Regions from separate parts of the Homo sapiens genome. Here all the other regions are linked to region 2. Evidence: chromatin loops called from intact Hi-C (ENCODE). Cell type or tissue: CD4-positive, alpha-beta T cell. All regions are shown on one strand.

Region 1 (8,000 bases), 50 kb after region 2:
TAGACCTCAGATGGAGGAAAGGCAGTGCCGAGGGTTTTAGATTGTTCGAAATAAGAGAGATTAAAATGATTTAAAATAGAGGCCCAGGAGCTGAGGCAAGCATCCCCAGGTGTTCTCCTGCCAACTCCCCCCCATGTCTCAGAAGCTGTTTTCAGGCAAGTCAGCCAGGGAGGAAAGTGGGGGAGTTTGTAGAACCAAGGATTGCAACTTCATCCATGAGGAGGAGGTGTAGCCAGCCAGGTGGGGAGAGGCTGCTAAGCTCATCTGAAGGCTGTTGAAGGCTTTCTGGCCCCATGGTCCTGGGCCATCCCTCCCTGCCCAGGGCCGCATTCCTCAGCTGACAGCCACAACCTTGAGAGAGGCCTGTGAGTCTGATCAGAAATCCTGCCAGGGCCCCGAGGGGGCAGGCATGGAAGGGAGGTGTCTAAGGTCACAGGAGACACTATTTGCTGCCTGTGGGGCTGGGACAGGCTCCTTGAGAGGAAATTCGGGCACTGTACGGGAGGAAAACACAGGACAGGGAGGCCTCTCCCCAAAGGATTGTGATGATAGAGACCAAAGCATCTGCAAAGAGCCCAGCCCTACAGGGGATTCTCTGAACACAGCATTCCTCGGGGCGTCTGTGTTATTTTGCCAGGGTTACCATAATAAAGTAGCACAGACTGGATGCTCAGAGAAAAGAAATGTCTTCTCCACTAATCTGTAGGTGATGTTAGAATCTGAGATCAAGGTGTTGGCAGGGTTGGTTTCTTCTGAGGCTGAGCGAGGGCCTGTTCTGTGCATCTCCCTGGCTTCAGGTGCTTCTGGAAGGATGTGCTGTTCCCTGAATTACAGACAAACACCCCAATCTCTGCCTCCATGTTCATATGGCATTTTCCCTATGTGTGTCTCTGACCATGTTTCCTCGGTTTTTTGTTTGTTTGTTTTTTGCTGTTGTTGTTTTGTTTTGAGATCGAATCTCGCTCTGTCGCCCAGGCTGGAGTGCAGTGGCATGACCTTGGCTCACTGCAACCTCTGCCTCCCAGGTTCAAGTGATTCTCCTGCCTCAGCCTCCCAAGTAGCTGGGATTACAGATGCCTGCCACCACCTTCAGCTAATTTTCATATTTTTAGTAAAGATGGGGTTTCATCAGGTTGGCCAGGTTGGTCTCGAATTCCTGACCTCAGGTGATCCACCTGCCTCAGCCTCCCAAAGTGCTGGGATTACAAGCCTGAGCCACTGCATTCAGCCATTTCCCCCTTTTATAACAACACCGCTCCTGTTGGATTGGGAGCCCACTCTACTTCAGTATGATGTCATGTTAACCCATTACATCTGTAACCACCCCATTCCCATATAAGATCCCATTTTGAGGTTCTGGGGCTGAGGACTTCAATATCAATTCGGCGGGGGGGAGCCTACAATGTAAATTTGTAACATTGTCTCTGTCATGGGCCAGCTGTCAATATTCCCTGAATATCCAGGATCCACCCATGCTCTCTGGCCATCACCAGAGTGAGCAAATCCCTGACACATGGATAAGAGTTGCTTCCATGGGCTCCCAGCCAGGCTGGAAATTCTTGATTCATGGAATCAAGAATCTTTCTCCAGTGGGTGGGGCTAAATGCAGCTGCCTCCCTGACAGTCTCCCTGGGACACTAGGCTTATCAGCTTTTCTCCTAAAGCTGCAGGTCCTGACTGTCCTGAGCCCCAGCTCTGCTGTGGTCTTTGCATCTTAAGATCTTATTCAACTCGCTTTTGTGCCTCAGTGGACTGACTTACAGGAAAACAGTGGGAGATGCCCCTGCTCTCTCTCCCCAGGGTCTCCTCCCCTCAGTGGCACAAGACCTGCCCTATTGACTGGCAGTCCCCCCATGCCCATCTCAACCTCCACACTGCCCACTGTGCACGGTCACAGGTCACAAACTGATTGTTCACTTTGGGCAGATCACCTTGACAGTTTCTGCAGAACTGGGTGCTTCTTCCCAGAATCAGGAATTTACAAACAAGGCCAGTTCTAGAGATGCAACTGGGAGAGTAATGTGCATCACAGCGAATCTGGACAAGACAAAGTGGTTTTGCTGTAGTTCTCCTGGAACACATTCTGGTGATGTGTCCATCTCCCAGGATAGTCTTAGCAAGTTACATCCAATGCTGCATCAGGACCCACAAGAAAAGGAACTGGCCTGCATGAGTGGCCGGCAGGGTCCTGGGAGGAGACCCTGAGATGCCCAGTGACAGGAGGAGTGGATTCTTAGGTTGGTAAGCGTGTGGAGGAACTGCGAGTGATGTGCTCAGCCAGGTACAGGAGCAGGCGTATTGGTGACCTGTGGCCTCATCTTATCTCAGTTGTCTCTTTAGACCAAACTCCAGGAAATCAGCACATAGAGACTTCTGTCTGTCTCCGAGATCATCGCAGGACTTCACACGTCTTTTCTATTTATAATACAACATCATGTTGTGATTGAATTACTTTCATCACAGCCTCAACAGTCCTAGGTCTGAAAACTAATACATATACTTAGAATATTAATTAAGGAATACTTTCTTGTCAATTATGTTTATTAAATTAAAAGACTTCAGTATCTAGTGTTACAGCTGTCCTAATTCAACAGCCTTGACCTTCTTAGAAATAAAATCCTGATCCCAAATTTTTCTGGGGATATGACTGGCACAAGGAGCCAAGCAGACATCTGGATGTCCCAGTGTCACTGCTGACATGTGCTTTTTTGTTATCTGTCATGGGGTGAACAGAGGAAGTGTCCCTACCTCTGTCCACAGAACCCATCAAAGACAGTGCACCTGATTAAAGAAGAGAGGGTTGTGATCAGAGGGGTCCGGGGTCCTGGGATGAGGTGGGAGGAGGAGACTCATGGGAAGAAAGGAAGCAGGGCAGGAAGAAGCTGAAGTTCAGGCTCTGAGGTGCATCTCCTGCATGGAATCTTGACTCCACTCACTTCTGTCATTGTGTAATCTTTCAATGTTGGTTCTGTCATCAGTAAACTTGAGGAGAGGTTATGCCATAAGCATAGGGCTGAGGAAGGGTTATTATAAATATCCAGTCATGGTTGTGCCTATAAAACACTCACCAAAGACTCTGAATATATTAAGGTCTCATAAGTAGTTGTTTTGCATAATCTAGTGATACATGGAGGATGGCATTCCTCCTGTGGACAGCAGGAGGCACTGTGGGTGTATTGTTTGGGGATGCTAATAGCTCCAAGTCCCCCAGTAGAGCTCACGTGCAAAGGGTGTGACTGATGTTTCCTTTCAGGTCCAGTCTTTTTGAGTACAATCCACTCTCCACTCCTGACACCCACTTGGCCCTTCTCCTGCCTTTGAGAAATGACTACCCTGAGGCCATCAGCTCCAGGGCTCAGCTATGAGCTCAGACAGACACGCTTGGGAATAGAGAACAGATTTGGATTCAATGCTCCTTCCTTCTTGAGCTTCAAGAAGAGGATAAGATAGGAGCTGGTTGTGTCCAGGCTCCACTGGGCAGCCTCGATCAGAGCTCTCGGAAGTGCCTCCCACCACGGCCTGTGTCTCCTTCTACCTCCTGCCCTTCATATTCTCCACAGGTTGGAGCATCCAGAGAATTCAGGGAAACCCTTTCACTGCTATTTCCCCCCAGCACTGGTCCTCAGTGGCATTCTTTCCAGTTCTCCTGTGCATTCAGCATCATTCATGAAATTATATGTTTCCAGGTCTCTGTGCTCTGTCTGTGCTGACCCAGCCCCCGTCTGCATCTGCCTGGCTGTGAGCCTCAGCCAAGGTCACCTACACCAGTGAATAGTATCAACAGAGACCAAGGAGGTCCCCCTAGTGTATAATGGAGGTTAAGAGTAATGGCAGCAACAGCAAGGGGAACAGGATCCCCAGTCACTTATTGGGCTCCAGCCCTGGGGCTGAATGCTACTTAATTATCTTCAACCTCCAATCTGAGGATGAGGCCGAGTATCACTGTGGAGAGAGCCACATGTTTGATGGTGAGGATGGGTGAGCCACAGTGACACAGACCAAGAAGTGAGGCCAAAACATACCCCCTCCCCTTCCTCTTCAAGGACTGAGAGTGAGAAGCCCTATGTCATCTCCATTGACCCTGAGAATGTTGACTCTCCCCCTTTCAAATTTCATCATCCCAGATGTCCTCCCTCAAGACACCCTTAGGCAGAGGCAGATGCAGGCCATGATTGAGGCCATTTTGATAAGTCATCAATCTGTTTCCACCACACCAGCCTGTGGGGACTACACTGGGAGAGACCAGAACAGCCCAGGCAGGAAAACGGCCCTGAGAGAGGGGTCGGGCTGAGATGACTGCATCCAGTGAGTGCCATTGCACCCTGCACCCCTGCCTCAGGGGACTGTCATGGGGCTCTGCCTGAGGAGGCAACATGGATCTTGACATGTCCCCAGCCATTTATGAGAACTGTAGTTGTGTGCATCCTCATTAACACTCAATATTATTGTCAGTTTTTGTTTAAAGCCACTCTAATAGATCTGTAGCGATTCTTATTAATTTTTTAACTTGTATTTTCTTAGCAACATCAGGCTGAGCATCTTTTCAGGTGCTTGTTATCTGTATATCTTCTTTGGTGAAAAGCTTAATCAAATCTTGGTCTATTTTTAAAATTCACTTTTCCCCATATTCCCCTTCATGCAGTATTTTTCAAAAATGGTGAATAAATGAAAGTTTTGCTGACATTTAAAAACTCACAGAATTGTTCACCACCAGACTGTTGCTATTAGAAGGGTAAAGGATATCCCTAGACAGAAGGAAAGTGATGTCACATTGAAATGTGAATTTACACAAAAAAGTGAAAACATCAGGCTGGGCCCAGTGGCTCATGTCTGTAATTTCAGCACTTTGGGAGACTGAGGCAGGAGTATTGCTTGAGCACAGGAGTTTGAGGCTGATGTGAGGTATGATCATACCACTGCAGTCCAGCCTGGGCAACATATTAAGAATCTGTCTCTATTAAAAAAAAAAAAAGGAAATAAAAAAATTAAATATCAGGTACAGTAACTACATAGATACTTGTGAAAACCTCTGTATTATGTTAATGCCAATAAAATACAGTTCACTGATCAAAGATAAATTAATAAAATACATTGTGATTTATAATGAAAATAAAGGCAAATTATATGACAAAGACAGCACAAAATCTGTGGTGGGTGAAGAACATGTTATCAAGGTCTCATATGGGAATGTGTAACAACTGCAGGTAGATTTTCATAAGATCTCTATATACATAAACCTTAAAGTAGTCATTAAATCAAACCTTTTGATCAAAAAAGAATTAGAGCGAATAAGCTACATTAGGGTTATCCACAGAAACAAAATTGGTAAGATATATATGTGTGTATAACATACATATGTGTATATACACATGCATGTATGTGAGCATATCGAGAGAGAGAGAGAAACTTAAAAGAAGAAATTGGTTCATAGGATTGTCCTGTCTGACAAGGATAAAAATCTCTTGGGCAGGCTGAAGGCTGGAAATGCAGGTAAGAGTTGATGTTGCGTCCTGAGCCTGAATTCAGCAATACAGGACTTAAGAAATCCTCACTCTTTGCTCTAAACACCTAAACACTTTCTTTTTTTTTTTTTTTTTTTTTGTGAGACAGAGTCTCACTCTGTCACCCAGGCTGGGTTACAGTGGTGTGATCTCAGCTCACTGCAATCGCCACCTCCCAGCTTCAAGTGATTCTTGTGCCTCATCCTCCCAGGTAGCTGGGATTACAGGTGTGCACCATCACATCCACCTAATTTTTGTATTTTTAGTAGAGACCGGCTTTCTCCATGATGACCAGGCTGGTCTCGAACTCCTGGCCTCAAGTGATCCTCCTGCCTCCTTGGCCTCCCAAAGTGCTGGGATTACAGGTGTGAGCCACCAGGCCTGGCCTGCTCTATACACTTTCTACTCATGAATGAGGCCCACCGCATTGTGATGAGTAATCTGCTTATACAAAGTCTACTGAGTTAAATGTGAGTCACATCTGGAAAATATCTTCACATAAACTTCTATGTTTGTACTGGACAAAATCAACCTGGAACCACATCCTAGTCAATGTGCCACTTAAAATTAACCATCACTTAAGCCGGCATGAAGATAGAAAGGAACCATTTTTTAAAGCAATCAAAAACAGAGACAGAGAAAGGGAAAGAAAAACAAGGAACATATCCATAGATTGTATTTTTTAAGTCACTTTTTGAGGTTTTCTGTTGTTTTCCTGTTTTCTATTTCATTGATATTTGGCTCTTAACTATATTAATACCTTTTCTCTATTTAAATTGAATTTCAATGCTCTCCTTTTCCTTAGATTTATGAGGTAGAACCTTAGTTTATTTTAGATCTTGCTTCTTTCCACTGCCAAACATTCAATCCAATAGATTTATTTAAAACTACTTACTTATATCTATTTTTTAAATTTTAATACATTTGTTTTTGTGTTTTAAAAGTTCAGTATTTTCTAATTTTGTTGTGATTTTTTTCTTTGACTTATGAAATATGTAGTTTTATCTTCTTTCATTTCCAAAAAATTGAAGATTTACCACAGTTCATCATGTATCAATTCCATTTAATTAGTTAATTCTGCATTAAATCATACCTTGCATGAGCTTCATATTTTCAAATTTGTTAACATTTGTTTTGTGGCCTAGAATAGGAAGTATCATGAAAAATGTTCCCTGTGTATTTGAAATAGCAATGTTTATTCTGCTGCTGTGGGTATAGTTTTCTACGAATTCAATTAGCCTAAGTTGGCTAATAGTTCAAATATATATTCTTACTGTTTTTTTGTGTATTTATTTTGTAGGTCTGTGAGAGAGAGCTATTGAAATGAACAACACTAATTGTAGAATTTCCCATTGCTTCTTTTGAGAGAGGAAAATTTCCAGTCATGGTTCTTAATACTTTATTCTCCTGACAAAAGGTCACCTATGATTTTCCAACACTAATCAAGGAAAAAAAAAAGGCAGAGTTAAAGCCACACTCATGGATGCCACGGGAGCAGTGGGTGACCACATGATGTCCCTCCACTGGTTCAGTAGATTTAGCGAGACATTATATTTTGGCTTTTAAAAATCATAAATCTGGCTAAGACATCCATGAACAAATTTGAAGACATACACATTGAATAAAATATGAAAATTAAAAGAAAGGTAACTGCATACGTAAAACATTGCTATCACAGCACCTGACTCATGGGAAATGGATAAAAAGTATTATAAATTCAATTACATTTACTTACACATTAAACAAATATGAATTTAAACCAGTTCACTAAACTGTCTCATATACTGTTTAGGTGATGGAGATTTATTGGTGCACAAAAAAGACAAGAATACCTGCTCTCAGAGTGGCATCATGGAAGATGGTGGAGTACGAAGCTCCAGCAAATGGTCCCTCCTGTGAAATTACTTGAAGTGGCAAGAGTCATGACATTAACTCTCATAAAACAACAGAATCTTGTCCCACATTTGCAGTATTCAGGGATGTGCCGATGAAGGGAGAGACATAAAATAATCTCTGTCAGGTCAATTTCTGGCCATGGAAATAATTGAACAGAAACTGCATGGATCACTCTGACAAGGAAGCTGGTCCTTACCAAAATATTTTGGAAATGTCACCACGCAATTGAATAACAGCACCTTTCAGCAAGCAACATCAGCCAAGGCAGAGAAGAGAGACAATCTGATTTCGAGAGTGACAATATCATAACATCCAAAATACCCAGATCTCAAGAAAAGTTTACAAAGCAGACAAACATAAAAGAAAGCAAGACCCACTAAAAGGAAAGAAATAAATCAACTGAATGCATTCCTCAGGAAGCACAGGCATTGCACGTGCTACACAAACACTTCAAATGAACTGCCCGTATATGCTCAAAAAGCAAAAGGACTCCATGGAAACAGAACTAAAGGAAAGCAGGGAAATGATGTTTGAACAAGCATGAAATATCAATAATGACAAGTTTTATAAAGGAACCAAGCAGAAATACTGAAACTGCAAAGT
Region 2 (8,000 bases):
TCCCTGCCGTGTGATTGGGGAGCTGCCTAAAATGGCCACCCGGGACTGTGTTTCAGACGAAATCCAGCATATCAGCAACTTGAGTCTCGTGGTGAGCTCTGTGGCCACAATCACACAGAGCCTCTGCCAAGGCTCAGGAGCCCTCGCAGTCTTTCTCAAATGGTGTTTTCTGCTCATTCAAAACAAAATAAGTAGGGGGGGGGGCTGCTCACGTGCTTCCAGTCTGGGACACTAGGACCACCTAAACCACACCCACGATCTTGTCTGATTATTTTGATTCCTTGTTGGCTCAGTTATGCATTATGGCAACCAAACCACAGTGTCATTGGCCATAAAATGCCAATCCTTGGTCCCCACCTACCCTGGGATCCCCTCAACCACATCTTGCTACCCAGTTAAGGTTTCAGCAACACTGAGAAAAATGTATTTTTATATTGAGAGAGGAAACATTCTTTCAATTGTGAAAAATTTATAAGGCAGGAATGTGAAAATATTTTAAAAGACATTTTACAAAGGGTGAAAGACCCTCCATTAAACCACTCAATATATGACACTGTAATTGGCCTCCCAAACCCTGACTTCAGCTCTGGGTTGGGACCTTCTGTAAAGGGGCCTTTCATCCTCAAGCCCTCCTCTCCTCTCCTCTCCTCTCCTCTCCTCTCCTCTCCTCTCCTCTCCTCTCCTCTGCTCTCCTCTCCTCTCAGCCTGTGCCTCCTACATACAGAGACAGCTGCTCTCAGTCTTGGTGGCCCTGAGACTGACAACCATGATCACATGCTCTGGAGATAAACTCAGGATAAACATACACTTAGGAACCAGCAGATGCCAGGCCAGGCCTCGGTGCTTGTAATCTGGTATAACAGCAAGTGACCCTCAGGGACCTCTGCCCAATTCTTAGGCTCCAAATCAAGGAACATGGCCACCATGACCATTAGTGGGGCCCAGGCCCGCGACAAGGCTGACTATTACTATACTGCAGATAATAACAGTGGGAGCAGCTGGCAGGGACTCATAGTAACACAGAGAGATAGGGACTAGCCACAGTACTGTCCCACCTCGGCCTGCCTCTCATTCTCACCTGCCCTCTGAGCAGCTATAGGTCAGGCCTCAGGGTCAGGTGTCCTCTCTGGTCTTAACCTGGCCCCTGAGGGGCTGGAGGTTCTGAGCAGCTTCTCCATCCTCTCAGGGCCTGCATGTGTCCAATGAGAAGTGGACAGGGTGAAGGTGGTCAGAGCTGCCAGGACCTTTGTCAGGTTTGTGGTGTACATGAACAGTTTAGGAATCCACACAAAAGCACATGGTCCCAGTTGTAATCATACGTCATGCAGGGGAGGAGAGAGCTGTCGCAGAGGGCACAGTCCTGCAGAATTTCTCCTTTCCTTGGGTAAAACCAGCTCAGTGGAAGCCCCAGGGGCTGTGTCTCCTCTGGTTTCCAGATGAGTTGACCCCCACATTCTAATAGGTTGCCTGATGCCTGACAAGGACTGGAGACCCAGCCCCTTTTGGCCTCAGGGCCCTTTCTGTACTGATATTTCTCAGAAACTGAAGAGGAAGCACAGACACTACCTTTGGTCCCACCTGGGAACTGTGTTTGGGGCACACTGACCTCCCATGGCCCCCAAAGTCCCATCACCTTCCCCAGGTAGGTCAGTCCTGACTGGATGTGCCCCCAGCGCCCTGATAGTTTGGAGTTTATCTTTGGGCTCTGGGCTGCTTTCTGAGGAGCTCACTAAGAAACCCTTGATGCCAGGCCCAGGACCTGCGCCTCTGCTGCATGTCCCAGGGCTGCAGGTGTGAAGGGAGGGTCCTGCTGGGTGAGGGTGATGCCCTTTTCCAGGAGAGATGTCTGATTCCAGTCTCTAGGGCCACATTTATTGGGCTTTCTTTTCTCACTAGGATGTCTCAGTCTTTTTATTTCCTTCTTTAAAAGTACAACTGGTTTAGGGTGACCTGCTCGGGTCCCCTTCCACATTGTAGAAGCTTTGTTATTTCACTCTTCACAAAAAATCTCGCTGCTGCTCACTCTTTGGGTCCATGCCACCTTAAAAAAAAAGTACAACTGGTTTAATCATGAAATCATGTGTACACACTGAAGTTTACAGATTATTGCCATCAGCATATATATATATATATATATATATATATATATATATACTGTTTCTGGTTGGGACAACTGTGGACAAGGCCATACTGGGGTCTCTGTCTCTCTCGTTATCACAAGTGAGGATACTAACAGCTCTCTTTTATGCAGACTGTGGTCATGTTTCCCAGTTGCACACGAATGTCTCTTATGGTTGTTTAGTTTCCTTACCAGCCAAGACCCTTAAGTTTTCATGCAGACAATTGGATGTTATTTCTCTCTGACCCAACATTTTTCAAACAGTATTCCTTGGAACCCAACAAAAGTTCCACAAGAAAAGCTCAAGTCTCTGGTGCACAGTTGGACCAGGTTCATTGTGTGCAGTAGGACCTTGCTCAAGTGATGGGTCCATTTGATATTTTCACTATCAAGGGGAAGGGTGTTACGACTTTTGGGCACTGAGTTGATAGAGGGAAGATAGCAGCTGATGATGGCCCTACCCACCAATGTGTGTGTGGGCAGTACCTATTGATGGATTTAGAAGTTGAGGGAACTGTTTATTCTGCAGATGGAATTTCCAGTACTGAATCTCCAGCACCCAGCCACTAGCATTCAGCAGGTGCTCTGTAAGAAGACCTTCACTGCCAATCACAGCCATTACACAGGTGAAGGAGAGGATGACTTTTAACAGCCACTGACTCACAGTAAACTGAGGTAGAAATTCAGCTTCACAAAGTGACTTTGAGGGAACAGACTGAGGAAGCAGGTTAATTATTCGCTGAAGGCTTTGCCCAGAGCAGGAACAATACAGGGTTGATGAGGACGTAGGGATGCCCTGGTGTGGAAGGAACAAGGCCTGAACCAGGAGCAGGAAGAAGCATGGGAAAGACCACGCTGCCACATGTGATGAGTCAGCACATGGAAGGCACAGCAAATGTTGCGCAAAGGTTTTTGTGTAATAACCTGGCAAACAGCTGCTTCTCTATCCAGATTCATGAGCCAAAAAATGTTACTGATGCATTGCTGTCACATGTTAAAATGCTGGGAAGCATGGTGACATTCAAGGAAACCTGTTCTCTGCAAACACCTACCCACCGGCACAGGAGACACCCCAGCTATGCCAAGGGCTTTGTCTTCCTCTGGAGTAAGAGCCTGGGAACAATCAGGTGGCCCCTGAAAGGGGTGCCGCGTCTTCTGCTCTGCATGGCTGAGTTAATTGGGGAACTCCCAGAGAACATTCCAGAAAACAGTCAACCTGTCTGTGCTGGGTGCATTGAGCATGACCCAGGATCAATGGAAGAGACAGAAGCTTAATTTCCTTATGGCTGCAAGGTGAGCACTGGGAGGACGGCTGAGGCAGGTTAGCCACCGCCCCTGAGTGGCTTCAGCCCCAGGCAAACAGGGACAGGTGAAGGGCCTATCTGAGCGCACCTGTATCTAACCAGTCCCAGCATCAGCAACTGCATCCTGTGGACCACGAGGGGGTGTGTGTGCCCAGCCCCTCACAGATCACCTGAGCATAAACAGGAAATTCTCCACCTTACACCCGACTGCACAACACATCTGCCTCCAGCTCTTCATTTACAAGGTGATATCACATCAGACAGGGACTGATCTGGGTCCCAGATCCCTCAGGTTTCCGCTATCCTTTCCAGTCCCCACACAGAGCAGACTCTTCACTGCAGGGTGTTGAGCCAGCTCTTCCCCTCACAATGCCTGTTACAGGTTTACAAGTTACTGTTCTCCAATATGATTGGGGTTTGTTTCACTGTTTCTCTATATATATATATTTGCATTTTCTTGGGTAAGCTGAGCCCCTTGTACCTGGTCTTGAGTCAGGCAGGGGCCACACAGAGAAGAGGACTTCCTCCCCTGGCACCAGCCGTCCACAGATCAGGGCATCAAGGACCTGAGCAGCAGGTTCTGAATCCACACCTAGACCCCGGAAGTCCCTGAGCTCCCAGCCGACAGTGTGGAGCAGCCACCAGGGGGAAGCAGAGAATCAACTGGCAAAGCGACCTGGGGATGGGGCAGGCCTGGGTGATAGGGAGATGCTGACATGCAGTAAGAGCCAGTGACCACCACCTCAGATTTAGAGGGAAAGGGTCTTTATTGTCCTAGAGTATTGTCCTTGACACTGATGTAAAAATTCTAGAATCACATTTTGTCTTCAGCTCTTTTGCATGCTGACTCTTTGTCTGACACAGATCCAGGCACTTGACTTCTCACAACGCCCCCTCCTCCACACCCAGTTGTGCTAAAACTGCATCCCCCTCATGTGCAGTGTCCTCTCTGAGGTCACAGGTATCCCCCTACTCCCATTTGATCTGGGAACCCCTGTCCTGCAGACATAGTGGCTGGCTTCTAACTTCCTAGCTGCCCCTCCACATCCACCGTCCCTGGTCTTTCCCGACTCTCTCCTGGGGAAGCTGCCAAATCACAGCTCTTGATTTCCTGGTGAGTCACAAAATAGTTGCTCATTAACCTTTAGTTGACTTAAGTTCTTATCCATTGATACATTTTCCCCAGCAACTGGAGACATCATATTTATAATAAACATTCACTTCTGGGGATCTTGGAGTTTGCAGCCCCCTCTCATTCTCTCATGGAGCAAACATTTCCTTCACCTCCTCATCTGTCCCTGGTCCTGACAGCATCCTGGAGATACTGAGGCACAGCAGCAATGACCTACCTAGAAGCTCACAGCCAAGGCAGAAACTTCCAGCATCTCATGGATCTTCCAACACTCTGTGCGCACTTGGCAAATAAGGAATTTCATTGACCTCTATCACTCAGAGGTTGTGGGCTGTGGTGGGACCCGCACCTGTCCAAGGTGTGCATTATCACCTGTACAGTGGAGACGAAGAGGGAACTTGCATTGGGTTCTGGAAAGTACTGTCTAAAAATAGATTTAGACCTACACCAGAAATGTCCTCTCTAACATAAAATATTTATGATAGGACACATTAGAGGCCTAGACCAAAATGAAATACCTCCCTCCAGAGCCAAGATAGAATGGAGGAGGGGACTGGGGACCCCAGATAATTCCACAGTTACCAGCATGACTCTATGGTCACCTCCCAGACCAGGTCAAAACCCATCCCATAGGAGGGACTTCATATTCCTTTGTAAATACAGACAAAGTCACCTCTGAGCTCTGCTGTGACCAAGGGAGCCCAGGAGTGAGGCTGAGCACAGTGTGATGTGGGGATGTGTGCAGAGAATATGGAATCAATTCATAAAGGAGATCCTGTGGGCAAAGGGTGGGAGGGCAAGGTCACCCCTAACCTCTTTGGGTCCCTTGGGGCTGTGCCCTTCTCGAAATCACAAGGCTCCTCCAGCAGCAGCCCCTGACTCTGCTGATTGGCATCATGGACCCTTCTCTCCAACAAGGGGTTGAGAGACCTGGGAGGAGCCTGCCCAGCCTCAGACTTGAGAAGCAGCATTGGAGGCACTTCAGCCATGGCCTGGCCCCTCTTTTCCTTGGTCTCCTGACTCACTGCACAGGTGCTGCCCCCAGGGTCTCACCCACCTGCCCAGCCCCAGGCCTCCAGGTTCAGCCTGGCCGTCAGTCTGAGCTCAGCAGGGCCCTGTGTGTGGTGGGCAGGATGCTCGTGACCCTGCTGCAGGGGGAGGGGCTGGTTGGGGTGAAATGCCCCCACTCTGTGCTCCTGTGCTCATAGGTGCCCTGAGAGCTCTTTTATTCCTGGGGCTCACTCCAGCCCTGGCAAGTAGCCAGATATCCTTGGGTTGAGACCCTCAGTTTCAAGTTTTTTCTGTCCCCTTTTCTTTCCTTGTAGGCTCTGTCACCTATGAGCTGACACAGTCACCCTCAGCGTCAGTGGCCCCAGGACAGATGACCAGGATCACCTGTGGGGAAAGCAGTATTGGAAGTAAAAGTGCTCAATGGTACCAGCAGAAGCCAGCCAGGCCCGTGTGTGGGTCATCTATGGGGATAGCGGGCGGCCTTCAGGGATCTCTGAGAGATTCTCTGGCTCCAACTTGGGGAACGTGGCCACCCTGACCATCAACAGGACCCAGGGTGGGGACAAGGCTATTACTGTAAGATGTGGGACATTAGCACTCCTCATCCCACAGTGACACAGGGAGATGAAGGAGCAAAACACAAAAACCTCTTCCATTGGTGTCACTCTTGTCCTCCAGCCCAGGAAGACAGTGGACAAAGCCATGAGTGTGTGTTGCCCAGTTAACCTGGATGTGAGACCCCCAGGCTGCCCTTTCCACAGGCCCTCCAGGCAGGCTCTGCAGAGGGGGCATCAAGAGTGAATTTAGGGCTGAGATGACCAGGATATATTGAGGTGTGGAGGAATCAGTTGTGATTTGGGGAAGTGGGGCCTGGTTGGAAGATCAGACCAAGGTCGACATGCTTAGTTGGGCTCTGGATTTCCATAGGGGGTGAAGGCTAGTCCTTGGGCTGAATATCCTGAGTCAGTTTCCAGAACTGCCCAGCTCACGTTCCCGTGGCATCCTGCCATTCTCTTCAGGAAAACCAGTGGAGTGGACACTGTGGGATCCACCCATATTCCCTCTTCTGAGCTCACCCACCCAGCACTGCTGGTAGCTCTGGCAGCTCAGAGCTGTGCCCTCACTGAGAAGGGCTGTCAGCAGAGAAAACTGTCTCCTCCAGGTTTATGCCCCTTCTTAGCAAGGTGTGGTTTCATAACTGCCTGAGGTGAAGCTCTCAAGACTCCCTTTCAATATGGGAGAAACAGAAAATCCTCCCAGCTTCACAGCTCCTTATTGGGATGGTAGAAGACTCAATGTGGGTCAGAGTGTCCTTGTGCCCGGTGTTGCCTCCCTCACTTAGTTTCACACCTACTGTGAAAGCAAAGCTCCATCTCAGAGTCTGCTTCCAGGCATCCCAAAATAACATAACCAGTCATCCCGAACGTGAGCCATCAGGAACCTCAGGAGGCCACAGTATACCAGAAAGCACCAGTTTATTCCTAATGATCATTGTGAGTTTGCAAATGCCCAATGAGATCTGAGTGTTTCTTGCATTTGTATGGAATGAAAAGGGCCCTGGCATGCCAGGCACTGTGGGGTCTGAGGGAGAGTTGGAGTCAGATCTCCCTGCAGGGAAACCTGGGGCAGGAGGAGCAGCCTCATCCCATGCAGGGACCACAGATGCACCTGCAGGGTGAGCTGCAGGATGGACACTGCCCACCTCCACCCTCCACATTCTGTGCAAAAAATCATTCTTTCCACCCCTCCTTCAGCCTATCAAAGTTGACACTTAAAAAGCCACCACAGCCCACCCTTGTCAACAGGAAACCCATTCACATCTCCATCAGCCACACAATCTCCACATAAAGATTCTTCAAAAAATAATAACACTTGCCATGCAAAGTATATATATAAGATGTCTCAAATAATTGTACTTAGATTGCATATGAAAGTGATACTATTTTGATATGCTAGGTAAATAAAGTAAATTATTTAACTCATTTACTTCTTCCCTTTGTATTTTTAATGCGATGACTAGACATTCAGATTTCCATGAGGCTCACATCATATTGTGAATGAACAGTGCTGGTCTGCACCCCTTCAGGTTACAGTGGCTGAGGAGTGACCTGGTGCAGGAAGCCCCATCTCCATCCATAGGACATTGGTGTGAACCCAGGGAGAGGCGCTGGTGTAAGAGAGATGAGAACACAGGTGTGAACCACCTGCTTGTGCAGGGGACTGAGCCTTCACTTTGAGCCAAACAAGCTTCTTTTCCTATCTTCAATCCTGAGCAAGAGGACTTTCCGGACTTCTTTTTGTTTTCAGGTTTGTGCCCCTCCAGGCCTGAGGCTGTCTGGATCCCAGCCAGGGGACACAGAGGAAATCCAGAAGTCTCACACCGACCCTGTTGTATTTCATCTGCTGGGGCCATCCCAAACTGCTGCGTACCATT
Region 3 (8,000 bases), 190 kb after region 2:
GGGGCAACAGGCGTAGTTGAGGCTACAGGGACACAGGTGTCAGCACAGCATACGAGAGGGCCACCTTGTTTGTTTTCTGACTTCCTCTTAAAATACAGTTTATCGCCCTTGATCTTTAGTTTCAAATAGTAACTATTCACAGTAAACAATGTGACACAGTAAACAACGTGTACAGAAAAACAAACAGGAGAAAACAATTTGCCCCTTGTACTTCACCCAGAAGAGCCACTGCTAATATTTTGATGTATTTCCTTCTATTTTAGTTGCAAACTGTAACAACCATTAAATAAATAAATACGATGAATTTGTAAAGTTTACAGAGTAATAATAGGAGTGATGATTGCACAACATCGTGAATGTACTAAATGCCACTCAATTGTACACTTTAAAATGGTGAATTCCACATGATGTGAGTTTCACATCTATTAGCCTCCTGGGCTAGGAATACTGCCTAGACCTCAGGAACCACGGAATTCATCATCTCTTTCCTTTTCCTTAAAGTTTGACCTCCTGTGTGTGCCCTTCAACAAACGGTTTTTCAGCTTGTCCTGCTTTTGAACTTCATACGGATTGAAGAAGACCATGTGTATTTTTCATGGTTTGCTTCTTTCTCAACACTGTCTCTTTGATATTGATGTTGATGAATTACTCATTTCACTGCTGACTAGAAGCCCACTGTGTGGAGGTCCCATCACTCAGCTGTCCACTCTGCTGCCACTGACACATGGGCAGTTTTGCCCAGGAGCAGGGCATCAGAAACACCCAATTGGAGTCCAGTGTGACAGTTTGTCCAGGGCCTGTCATTGTACAACACATCATTTCACTTTGTTTTTCAAACATAGTGAATTCTTTCCTAATTAAAGAAGAAAAGAGTATAAAGAGAAAGTTTCCAGTGCAGCCTGGAGATCTGTACTGGTTGTATCTGGAATTCCAGACTCAGCCTTGCATTTCACATAGCAGATAGATGATGATGATGGAGAAGGAGAAGAAGAAGGAGGAGGAGGAGGAAAGAAGGAAGAAGAAGAAGAAGAGGAGGAGGAAGAAGAAGACGAAGGGAAGAAGAAGAAGGAGGAGGAGGAGGAGGAATAGACAGACTGACAAAGATTCTCTACGGTTGTCACTTAACAACATATCCATGCAGGTGTGGATAAACCTGGGTGCGCATCACACTGGGAACAAGCAGCTCCAACAACACTGAGGCAGCCTCTTCCCAAGTCAGCTGGACAATTAGGCTGCTTTGCTCAGGTCATTCACTGTTCTGAGCAGGACACAGCCAAAGCCCCTCGCCCCCACCTCTGTGCAAGGATCCAGTGACTGACTTGGGGTTGACCCTCTCTGCAAAGATCAAAGGTCATGCCTGTCTAAGGCCTTGGACGCATGTCCCAGACTGACTTCCAGAGAAGAGAGCCTGAACTGCCCTGCTGAGTGCCCAAAGAGGCCCCCCTGCATCCACGAAAGGTACCCATGAGGGTGTGGAAGGAGAGGCATCCACAGGAACTGGGCTCCCACCTGCCCCACCTGACCCCAGCTCTACACTGAGAATAGGAAAGATAGAGGGGCCCCCAGGGCCTCCTCCAAACTCCCCAGAGCATCCACTGTGAGGTGACCTGAACCAGGCCCCAAGCTCCCTCCTCAGGGAGGCCTCAGACTCCTCCACCTCCGCAGCCTCCACCGTGGCTGCTCTGTGTCTCTCTCTGGCAGCACCAACCACCCCCACTGCTACTGACACCACCATTGGAGAAGGCTCAGGGCTATGAGTTCAGCCTCTGGCTGCTCTGGAGATCTAGGGAGGCAGGAGGGCTGCAAGTGGGGGCTGGGAGAGCTATTCCAGGTCAGGGGTCTGTGGGCTGGAGTCTGTGAGGTGTGCACATGTGGGGCTGAGGGATGGCTGGAGAGGCCCTGTTGGTGGCCACTGTCTCCACCTTCAGAGCCCAGGAAGGAGATTTGGCCCCTCCTGCATCAGATAATCCCTAGCTCCTTAGTTCCCAAGTCTTCAGTCCCCAGCCTGGCTCTCCTGGGGTGGCTGCCCTTGCTGTGGGAGGCTGGGGGGATCTTCAGCCCAGCACCTCCAGCAGCAGGGCCTGGTGCCCCCAGCTCTGCACTGGCCCAGGTCTCAGATCCTGGGCTGTCAGCCCCTCATGGGTCCCAGGTGCCCAGCCCAGCTGCCCCAGGAGGCAGGGGGGTCTGGGGGACACCAAAAGAGTCTTAGAGAATGGACCTCACCACTCAGCCACACAGAAAAACTGAGGCCCAGAGGGGACAAAGGACTTGTCATGGGTCCAGCTGTGAGCCTGGCTGCCAGTCTTAAGGCCCAGTGCTCCCCCACAGGATGCTGTCACACACACTTGGCCCTGATGAGGTCCCCTCTTAGCTGGGATCCAGCCCCATGACCAGCACCCCGAGGCTGCAAAGGGTGCTGGGCTCCAGCACCCCAAGACTCCACATTGACCACTCTGAGCAGAGGAGCCCTTGGGTCTTTGGGGAGGTTAGAGAGCTGGCACCCCCACCCCAGTCTACCCGGCCCCGGGGTTCCTCTCTGGATAGGGGGCCCCAGTGCAGTTCACACAGGCCCTGCACGTGTTCCTTCCTCAGGGCATGCGTGGCTGAAGCTTGCTCAACACTAAACATCCCAGCCCAGTTTATTGAATGTGAGGGATACGCAGGGTCTGAGCAGAGCAGCCATCCCCTCCTGCCTCCCCTCCTTCCAGCGCTAGAGCCAGAGTGACTCCACTGTCCTGTGCCCACCCCCAGACCAAGGAGCCTCAGGACCACTCTTGGGGCAGGGAGCTCGAGGCTATAGGAAGATTGCCCCAGAGCAGGATGGCTGAGTGTTCAGGAGTCCAGCCATGTGGTAACCGTGCACTGCAGTGTCACCTGAACAGGGATGTCACCACGTGAAGGCATCCCAGCTGCATCCTTGGCTGACATATCCTAACTGTGCCTGTACAAGGGGCTCCACACACACACACATCCACACACACACACACACACAGTCACACTTACATACCCATTCATGCTCACACATTTATCCACACACATTCATACTCATTCACACACACACACGCATTCACACACTCACACCCACTCACATGCACTGGCCAGAGCCAGAGTCGATAGCGCCCTCTAGTGGCCACTGTTGTCCCTTCTCTAGAAGGTCTCTGTCTTATCAGTCACAACCCCCAGGAGTCTTCATCCGGAAATCCCAGGATGCACAAGTCTGGCAAGATCATTATCTCCTTTCACAGAGAGGGATGTGACCTGGCCAAGGTCCCTCATCAGGAAAGTGGTACAGCCCTCCCCTCCACCCACCACCAATGGTCCGGGTACTCAGATTCCGAATAACTCCAGCTCCTGAGGCCCTGTCAGAGCCCAGAGGCTGGGCCCTCTCCCAAGGGAGGGGCTGGAGCAGAGGATCTGGGGGCCCTTGTACACCCACCTGTCACATACACAGGGTGCACGGTCCCCCGGGAGGGAAGAAGACACCTTGGGGGAGAGGAATTTCCAGGCCAGAGAGTCCCAGAAACGGCTCTCCTCTGTGCCAGGTGGGACGGGGTATAGGAGGGGAGGGCCTGCCTGGGCTTTAGGAAAACACAGAAATGCCAAGAACATTGACACACAGCAGTAACAAATGCTAGCCTGCTGTCAACTATCACAGGCTTTTACTGAGAGGAAAATACAACTGATCAGGTTAGATTCCCCTCCGTTTCCCTCCCCCTTTTCCCTGAGAGAAACCCAGTGCTGCTCACTCCACATGCAGCCATTCAACAGCTCTGGATGTGGCTTTATGCCCAGGGGACCCAGTGGTGGCCTCGGGGGCCAAGCCCTGGAACCAAGTGCCATTGGGTGACATAGGCCTGGAACAAACACCACGTGATGCTGTCATTTGTGATGTGATGAGTTCTTTACGAAAAAGACAGGGTCAAACGGGAGACTGTGACAACTGCTGGTTTAGCTGGATGGTCAGGAAGGGACACCCCTGAGTCAATGAGGGGACCGGCCAGTTGTGGAGGTGCCTGGGGAGGAGCGCTCCTGGCGGCAGAAACAGCAAGTGCGAAGGCCTTGGGGTGAGACTCTGCTGACGAATTGCAGAAACAGCAAGGAGGCCATGTGGCCAGATCCAAGAAGAGAGGAGGGGTGAGGGAGGGAAGGGGTAGAGGGAGCTGGGTTGCAGGCGGGGGTGGGGGTTCCTTGGGGCCTTACAGACCATGCTGAGCAGTTTGCATTTGTTCTCAGTTTTCAAATGCACCTGAACAACATCATGTGGAACCTGTCACGCTCCTTCTAACTTGCTACATGTATATCTCTAGTACTAGGAGATGCAACTAGATAAATAAGACAGAGCTCCATGGTTCAACATACAAATAGACGCTGGTCCCGGCCCATCCCCAGTGGATGGACATCTGGGCTGTCTGGGTTATTCATTCACAAACACAGGCCAGTGAGCCCCTGCATGTCCCCGTGCATACATCATGCCTCCCAAGGACACACACTCACCCTGTAACTAGAGGGACACACGTCTATATTTGGGTTTACTATGAACTGAGTTCTCCCCAGAGCAGCCAGACTAATGCACAGCCCAGCAGGGCCACCATCTCATGCCCCACAACCACACCCTGCCTTGGAACTGTGGACGATTGGGATGTTCCTATCCCCAGAGAGCACAGACATCTGGCACCAAATGAGAACCAGGTAAAGCCCAAGGGCGAGGCCCAGCCCGCCGGGCGTCACTCGAAGGTCACCAGACCCTGCCACCCTGATGCCCATTCTGCTCCTGCCTCGTTGACCTTGGCCTCCCTGAGCCTCAGTTTCCCCATGGTTTTATTCAGAGGTTGCAGTCCTGGTCCCTACTCTTTTGAGTCTGCACAGACTGGGGCCCTTCCCAGCACTGCTAGCATGGGGGCAGAGACCCTTGGTGGCCGAGGAGGGTGAAGTGGGCCACCGGAGCCGGGATGGGATTGCAGGACAAGAGGGGGCCACCGGGTTGGGTAGTGCGACCCCCGGAAAGCACAGGGAGCTGTGCCCCTCCACAGGATTCCCGCCCTCAGAGCCCCTCCCCTCTGTGCCCCAGAGCAGAAGCTGAGCCTGGGCTGTGTCCATGGTAGAGGAAATGCTCCCTCCATTGGGAACAGCGTGGCCGGCTTCTGGGCTTGGGGAAGGAGAGGGAGAATTCTGGGCGGGCGATAGAGGGGCCCAGGTTCCCTCTGGTCATGACCTTGAAGTTGCCCAGGTGACCAGGAAGGAGGAGGGTGCTCCTCTCTGTCAAGAAGATCTGAGCTTCTCTTCCCTAGAATCAGCTACTCTTCTATCCCCCTAAAAATGTACAGGAATTTTGCACGTTGAATGAATGGATAGTTTACTAACCAGTTTGGGAAGAATTGACACCTTTCAATCCATGAATATCCTCTGTCTTTCCCATTAGTATACTTTAATAATTCTCAAGAAAGTTGTACAATTTTCCCCATAAACAGCTTGGACATCTCTGTAGATGAACCCCTAGTTTACTGATATACATTTGTTGTGAGTTTTTGCAGGGAGCGGGTCGGGGGAGGTGTTTGTTTCGGTTTTGTTTAGAGACAGGGTCTGGCTCTGTCACCCAGGCTGGAGTGCAGCGGCACAGTTTTGGCTCACTGCTGCCTCAAATTCCTGAGATCAAGTGATCCTCCCACCTCAGCCTCCTGAGTAGCTGGGACTACAGGCATGCACCACCATGCCTGGCTAATTTTTAATTTGAAATTGTTTTGGTAGAGACAGAATCTTGCTATGTTTTCCAGGCTGGTCTCAAACTCCTGGGCTCAAACAATCCACCCGCCTCAGCCTGCCAAAGTGCTGGGATTACAGGTGTGAGCCACTGTGCCCAGTCCAACTGATATTTTTAATGTGATTGTAAATTGTATCCCTCTTTAATATTATTTTCCATTCATCTGCTGATGTACAAAAATATATTAAATAATAGGCTTATATATTTGAAATCAGATCTGGTAAATTTGCTACACTTTCTCATAGTTCTAAAAGTGTATCTGTGCAGTCTGTAGGATTTGCTGCACATTTAAACATGTCATCTGTGAATGGTGACAATTTTGTTGCCATCTTCTCAATTCCTACACCTTTCATTTTTTTCTTTCACCTTACTCTCCCTGCTGGTATTCAGTACAATGCGGCATCCTTGTCTTGTCACAAAGGATGTTTATATACAGTTCACTATTAAACACGATGCCTGCTGTAGGTTCCTTGCAGGAGTCTCTCACCAGATTAAGGAAGTTATTTTACATTTCTCGTATGGTAAGTAGTTTCTGAAAATCATTCTTCAGATTTTATTCAATGTTTTTTCTGCATCTTTTATTGTGATTTTTTTCTCCTTTAATATTGCAATTTGTCATTCTTCTAATGTCAAACCGATTTTGCATCCTTGGAATGCATGGACCAGACTTGTCCATTATGTACTAGCCAGCACTATATGTGGCACTACTGTGATTAAGGCATCGTTTATTCTTCAGAATTGTTTTATTCTCTGGAGGATCTTGTGTAAGGTTGGAATTTCCTACCAGTGAATCTCTCTGAGCCAGTTTTGGGGTTGTTTTTGTTTGTTTTGAGACAGAGTCTCGCTCTTTGGCCCAGGCTGGAGTGCAGTAGCGCCATCTCAGCTCACTGCAACCTCCACCTCCTGGGCTCAAGTGATTCTCCTGCCTCAGCCTCTGGAGTAGCTGGGATTACAGGCTCGTGCAACCACACTCAGCCAATTTTTGTATTTTTAGTAGAGAAGAGGTTTCATTGTATTGGCCAGGCTGGTCACAAACCCCTGACCTCAAGTAATCCACCCACCTCAGCCTCCCAAAGTGCTGGAATTACAGGCATGAGCCACCGCACCCTGCCTAACCCAGTTTTGTTTGTGGGAATATTTGTCACTATGTATTCAATACCCTTAGAAGAACTGAGATTTTCTACTTCTTCTTGAGTCAAATATATGTGTTTGATTAGATTTTTCTAAGAATACTCTCATTTCATCTCAAAGTACTGGCATAATGTTGTTAAAATTGACTCTATTACCCATTTTAGGTATTCCACATCTATAAAACAACCCCCCGCCCCCAGCCCTGTTTACACTCGATATGGGTGATTTGTGCCTTCTTTCTTCTGTTTTTATTTTGTTTTGTTTTGTTTTGATATAGAGTCTCGCTCTGTCACGTAGGCTGAAGTGCAGTGGTGCAGTGGTGCAATCTTGGCTCACTGCAACCTCTGCCTCCCTGGTTCAAGTGATTCTCCTGCCTCAGCCTCCCGAGTAGCTGGGATTACAGGCGAGTGCCACCACACCTGGCTTATTTTTTGTATTTTTAGTAGAGACAGGGTTTCGCCATGTTGGTCACGCTGGTCTTGAACTCCTGACCTCAAGTGATCCGCCCACCTCAGCCTCCCAAAGTGCTGGAATTACAGACATGAGCCGCCGCACCCACCCAGTCCTTTCTTCTGTTCTTGATAAATTCACCGAATCAGTTTCAATTTCTGTAATATTGTAAAGGAACTAACTGCCACTTTCTTGCTGCATCATCCCACTGAATATATGATCTACTTCTTTAATACTTGTTCTTCCCTTTCTTATTTCCTTCAACTTTTCAAGATTATTTTACTGCATTTTTCTGAGATCTATGCATAGCTCATTCTTTTTCAGCTTATTTTCTATAAAATTTCTATACATATTTTAAGGTAATCAATTTCCCTCTATGTACTACATTAGCTGTATCTCACAAGGTTTTCATGTAATGATTTCATTATTGCTTAGTTCAAAATGTGACCTAATTTCCAATTTGAGAATCTCTCTAAATCACTGGGAACATATTTCCTCATTTCCAAGCATATGAGGATGTTCTAGTTATATTTTTGTGACTGATTTCTAGTATTTTGCTTACAGAACATATGTGGAATGTTTTGGTCCTTTGAAATTTGTTTAGGCTTGTTTTACAGGCCCACGTATGGTCCATGTCTTAGTCCATTTGGGCTGTTATAAC

What was found. A loop is a pair of places that touch in the nucleus more often than their neighbours do. Peaks named below come from ENCODE experiments on the same cell type or tissue, not always from the same donor. Only the 100,000 strongest peaks of a DNase experiment are listed, where the experiment ranks them.
Region 1: it touches region 2 in a loop (3-fold over the local background); 7 of 110 quality-filtered maps call a loop at or near these places.
Region 3: it touches region 2 in a loop (2.5-fold over the local background); 16 of 110 quality-filtered maps call a loop at or near these places.

What each region holds. Positions count from the first base shown.
Region 1 is chr22:22,799,379-22,807,378 of GRCh38, forward strand. It overlaps IGL. Among named protein-coding and RNA genes, the nearest start is that of MIR650, 19 kb to the right of the region's middle. In CD4-positive, alpha-beta T cell, CTCF peaks have their summits at 3,144 (motif pointing right) and 3,352; a DNase peak (open chromatin) is centred at 3,183; H3K27me3 peaks cover 245 bases.
Region 2 is chr22:22,749,665-22,757,664 of GRCh38, forward strand. It overlaps IGL and the pseudogene IGLV3-15. Among named protein-coding and RNA genes, the nearest start is that of LL22NC03-102D1.18, 42 kb to the left of the region's middle. In CD4-positive, alpha-beta T cell, a CTCF peak has its summit at 4,049 (motif pointing right); DNase peaks (open chromatin) are centred at 3,027, 3,577 and 4,067; H3K27ac peaks cover 1,849 bases.
Region 3 is chr22:22,939,808-22,947,807 of GRCh38, forward strand. No RefSeq gene overlaps it. Among named protein-coding and RNA genes, the nearest start is that of IGLL5, 56 kb to the left of the region's middle. RefSeq lists enhancers at 1,451-1,540, 3,181-3,270, 3,911-4,160 and a silencer at 7,407-7,456. In CD4-positive, alpha-beta T cell, CTCF peaks have their summits at 3,153 (motif pointing left) and 3,359; a DNase peak (open chromatin) is centred at 3,124.